Linked DNA regions of Mus musculus: region 1 is linked to region 2. Evidence: chromatin loops called from intact Hi-C (ENCODE). Cell type or tissue: heart. All regions are shown on one strand.

The links. A loop is a pair of places that touch in the nucleus more often than their neighbours do. Peaks named below come from ENCODE experiments on the same cell type or tissue, not always from the same donor. Only the 100,000 strongest peaks of a DNase experiment are listed, where the experiment ranks them.
Region 1: it touches region 2 in a loop (2.1-fold over the local background); 6 of 42 quality-filtered maps call a loop at or near these places.

The regions. Positions count from the first base shown.
Region 1 is chr15:58,186,830-58,189,329 of GRCm38, forward strand. All of the region lies in intron 6 of Fbxo32 (F-box protein 32), which reads right to left. Among named protein-coding and RNA genes, the nearest start is that of Gm36112, 22 kb to the left of the region's middle. In heart, a CTCF peak has its summit at 1,378 (motif pointing left); a DNase peak (open chromatin) is centred at 162; H3K27ac peaks cover 1,620 bases.
Region 2 is chr15:58,342,680-58,345,179 of GRCm38, forward strand. Anxa13 (annexin A13) reads right to left here. Exons shown (of 8, transcript NM_027211.2): 7 at 2,246-2,356. Among named protein-coding and RNA genes, the nearest start is that of Klhl38, 20 kb to the left of the region's middle. In heart, no CTCF peak of the experiment used is centred here; DNase peaks (open chromatin) are centred at 762, 1,402 and 2,002; H3K4me3 peaks cover 211 bases; H3K27ac peaks cover 2,500 bases.

The DNA.
Region 1 (2,500 bases), 160 kb before region 2:
GGGGAGAAACTGTAGGAAGCAGAGCAGAGCCCAAGCACATGGGAGCCAGCCAGGGTTTTCTTGGTACCAGGCTCACTGCGATTCCCAATGTGGGTTAGTCTTGGCAATCATCTGAGTCCCTTGGCAGGCAGGACAGGTACTAGTGGGAAGATGGGCCACAGAGGGACTTGACAGGGTTGTGAGAAGACTAGACGTGTCATGGGAGGGATGTCACAGGGGAGGGATGTCACATGGGCAAAGAGCAGATCCAAATGGCATCCCGAGGAGCCTGGGTCTCAGTTTCTCCAGCTCCCAAAGCCTGTGCTTAGAATACTAATGCTGATCCTGCAGTGGACTCAGGCCTCCTGTTTCTTCAGAAGTGCCTGTGACCTGACAGCTTTTACAGCTCTCTTATACCCCAGGCTGTTGGGCTGAACTTTCAATTGTTTGCAATGTTCAGGACTTGGTATGACTGCAGAAAGCCCTCGACCTATCTGTCGTTTATCATCTGCTGTTGATCATATGAGCTAATAAAACTGCCATGGGATTTTCTTTTTGTTTCCAGCACTTCAAAGCCTCTACTTTTTTGGTTAAAACTCCCAGGCCAATTATTACATTAACTCCCATTAAAGGCACGCTTGCTTGGCAGAGTTTGCTCTGTCAGATTTTCAAACCTGAACTTTTCCAAAACCCTTGCCCAGACCTCAAGCCAAGCCCTTACTCCTGATAAATGGTTAACTGCTTGCATGCCTTCTTCCTTTTGAATATAAACATATAAAAGGAAACACACGTCACTCCTGCAGCCCCAGTCGAGCATTTGGCTAGACTCCGTTTGTGCCTATCCCAGCTCCCATTTTCCAAAACACTGCTTTGCCCACAGCTCTATAATTATATCTTATTTTTCCTACAAACCAGGGCTCTTAATTTTGTCCTTCATCCTTCATTATATAAATTATGTCTGCCAATAAAAATTGGCTTGAAAGAATTCGATATGAAGATTTCTAAGGCAAACAAGGTTCTATGCTGGGGCAATGGTGGCAGGACTCAGGAAAAGAGGAAGCACTGACTATGAAAGACGCTTGAATATTTTCATGGATTAACATACTTCTCTTTCTGACAAATATAAAAATACAGTCCTGACTGAAGTAGAGTGTTCTCATTTTCTCCTCCCTCCCTCCCTTCCCTCTCTTCCCTCCCATTCCCCCCCAGGATCTTACAGCCTAGGCTGGCTTCAAGGTTGTTAGGTAGTTGAGAATGTCCTTAAACTTCCCATTCCCCTGACTGCACTTCCCAAGTGTGCTGAGATTACAGGCCTGAGCCACCAAGCCCCTTAAGAGCTGGGGATTTATGTTAGACGCTCTTCTTTACTGCTCTCAGAACAATACAGCTTAGAGCCCCCTAGTGGGTTCAGGAAAGAACAGAGTGTAGAAAGGACCAGGAGTTAAAAGTGAGCAGCCTGGAGTCTGATGATGCCAGGCCTTCTGTGTAGAGGCCTCAATACAATTACACTCTGCCTGCCGCCATGTTTTTGGTTTCTACATCCTTGAATTCACTAAGTCACAGATGGAAAATACTCAGAAAAAAAATGCATCTGAACTGACTGTGTAAAGCTCTTTTTCTTATCCTCGTGTCCTGTGTACATAGCACCCTACAAGGTTTTAAAACTGGGCTAGATATGGTCAGCAGTGCAAAGGAGGATGTGAGTAGGCTATTGTACAGTCACTAGCTACTGTATGCATGATACTTTCATCCAGGGCATCCTCAGGGTGTCTTTGAATCTATCCCCTGTGGATACTGAAGATGATCTTTCTCATTTCCAAAACAAGGGATAGAGTATCCTGCTATGTGACTGGGTAGAAGAGATGAGATAACATGCAGACAACACTCAGCACAGTGTCCAGTAAATTCCAGTCATTTATCTTAATTACAATTAATTACTAGATAAGTTAAGTATCACATGGAAAGGATTTACAGTGTGTGTGTGTGTGTGTGTGTGTGTGTGTGTGTGTGTGCAGCCAAGCCCTTGATCATAACACCTAATGCATCTATATTAATGCTTACCACATTCTAGGCCCTGTTCCAGCTGCTGTCTGTAGACTCGCTTATGCAAACTCACGCCTATGCTAAATCTCACACAGGGCTATGAGATGGCCTCTATTTTCCAAATGAGGAAAGTGAAACAGGGGGAGACTGAGTACTACGTCCATATCTTGCAGTTGCTAACTTATCCTTGTCATCCAGAATTTAGGACAATCTTCTCCTCCAATCCTGTCCCTCCGAACCCTGAACGCGTACTTCAGCAGGCGGGGGTGGGGTGGGGGGTGGGGGGCTGCCTCCTCAAATACACATTCACCTCTTTGACTAAAATCTATTCACCTCTTTGACTAAAATGCTGCCTCTGCCAGGCACAGAGCTGGAGGTGACAGTGTCCTTTCCTTTGACAATCAGAAAGCAGTGGGTGGAGACAGACCTATATGTGTATGAGATCATTTTACCTAGGCAGAGCAGTTCTGAAGAAGAC
Region 2 (2,500 bases):
CCAGGGAGCTGGCTCAGCCATTAAGAACACTGACTGCTCTTCCAGAAGACCCAGTTTGATTTTCAGCACCCACATGGCAGCTCATAACTGTATCTGCAGTTCCAGATAGACACCCAAGGAATCCAATGCCCTCTTCCTGGGCATCAAGCATACATGTTGCATGGATTGATATACAGGCAAAACACCCACACACATTAAATTATATATATATTAAAAAGAAATGATTTCTTCCTTGTACCACATCAGGAGGAATAATGGTTCCAGTTATCACATTTCAAACTGATCACCATTTGTAGGACTTCTTCTGAGTCTAATTCATAGAAAGCTTAAGAACTCGGGGCAGAAGGGACATGGGGAGGAAAACAGACAAAACATTGTCCTGCTTCAGCCTCTTTCAGCTGCAAAGAGGAGAGCTACACCAGAAAAAAAAAAACAAAAAAAAAAAAAACAAAAACAAAACAAAACAAAAAAAAACCTTCCAGACTGGACAAAACAAGTCTTATAGAGAAACAAAGTTTAGTTTTCTGTTTGGTTTTGATTTTGGTTTTGGTTTGAGCTCTGCCTTGCACAGCAGGCCTAGAAACCATAGAGAAGCATCAGGCTCCCCTTCTCCTGTGTGTGGTTGTACTGAGAAAGAGAAGAGCGAAAGGTAGGAGAGGGTCAGGGAGTAAGGAGTTGTTTGCTGTGGATACTGCTCTCCATCAAGAGACTACTGGAGGACAGATGCTGCCCTGCTGGGCGTCCTCTGGCTGGCTGGATGCCCAGCCCTGGGGGAGGGGCAGGATGGAGCAGCTGGCATTTTTTTCTAGTCCAAGTGGAAGATTAGAGGATCCCCTAAACATATATGTGCTGGGCCCAAAGCGGTTCAGAGAGACTGACCACATATGGAGATGACCCACACTCACATGTGGTCCGTTTGGAGATGGAATTGAACATGGAATGCTGACAACCCATCTGATGGGACCCAATCTCTCACAGGGTCTATAGAACTCTGCTGCTCTCAAGAGTTCCCTGGAACTTCAGCAGGGGCTGAGTGGCTGAGAGCTGGAGAGACAAAGAAGGCAGAGCACCTGAAGGGAGGGAGAGAGACTCAGAACTGAGGAGAGAAAGCAAACTCTAGCAGAATAGCAAAGAAGCTGCTCACATGAATAAGGGGGGCATGGAGGAGGGGGAGAAATTCCAGGCACAGAAATAAAAAAACGAAAGAACTGCCTTGCTGCTGTGAAGCTATATTTAAGAACAACGTCAGCTGTTAAGCGCTTGTCGAAAGGCATGGGTCAGAATTTGGGTTGGTACCGCTCCCTCTCCACTGAACACTTTTTAAAAAAGATGTCTGTGGTTTTCAGCTGCTTGACTCCTTTCATTTCGCCAAGGCTTCTGCCACAGCAGCGGGGACAAGCCTGCCACTTCCCCTTCACCTCACTTCTGCTCACCAAGGCCTGACAGCCCCAGGCGCTCTCTGTGACACTTGCTTGCTGGCTGCTTCCAAGTTTCTGCCTACTCCGGCCCTTCTCTTTCCAAGACTCACATTCTTCTCTGAGAGGGGGTGCAGACTGCTCCTTAGGGAGCAAAAGAAGCCCCAGTCTTTTTATATATGAAGTACTAGTATTTGCATTGGAGCTCATAAGCAGATATTCAGTATTCTCTGTGCTGTTAAGTTTGGGTGAGGAAAGATAGTAATTTGAAAAAAAATAAGTGTCTAAAATAGCTCTTTGAGAGGGTCTGGATTGGAAAAAAAGAAGCCAAGAAACTGTTTTGTTGAAATTTTAGTTGGGGGGTGGGGTTGATTTTTTTTTGTTTGTTTGTTTGTTTTGTTATTCTGAAAAAAACTCATCCTTGTAAGGTGTGCTCCGTTAGATAAAGAGAGTGAGGAAGTCACTTGTGTCCTATCTCTGCTTGCTGCGGGGTGACCCCTTTCCAAGGCTCTGGATTGTTTTCCTTAAAATAGAGCTGGGTGTAGCTGTGCTACCTCGGAACAGCTCCAGCAGTTCCTCTTTACTGCGCCACCAGCTCTCTGGAGCCACCGATGACAAGAATAGAAGCAGCTCTCAGTATTGTATCTTAATAAAAGACAAGGAGAAGGCTGAAGTAGAGTCCAATGTGGTCTGCATATTCTGGGAAGGGAAGGGCTGTCTTTGTCTTACGGGGTTTTGAGAAATAGTCCAACGACAACAACAGTAACCAATGACATCAGTGGGAGGAAAAGATGTTGGAGTCCCCTTTTTTAGAGTCAAGTGTTTCTTACCTCTGCTCTGGTCACAATGATGCGAATTAATGTCTCCTCATCTGTCCCCATACCCTTCATGGCCTTGTATAGTAGGTCAGCAAAATAGCCCTCAAGGTCCTGGGCACATCTCACTAGGAGGGAGGGAAAAGGAGGATGTGAAATGTTCTCATAGTTTGTGGGACAACACAGGGAACCTGCACAGGCACAGCATGTCCCAGCTACTTGTGGGACTTCTGGACTTGACAGGCAGAGGTTTGGAAGGATCTGACTTTT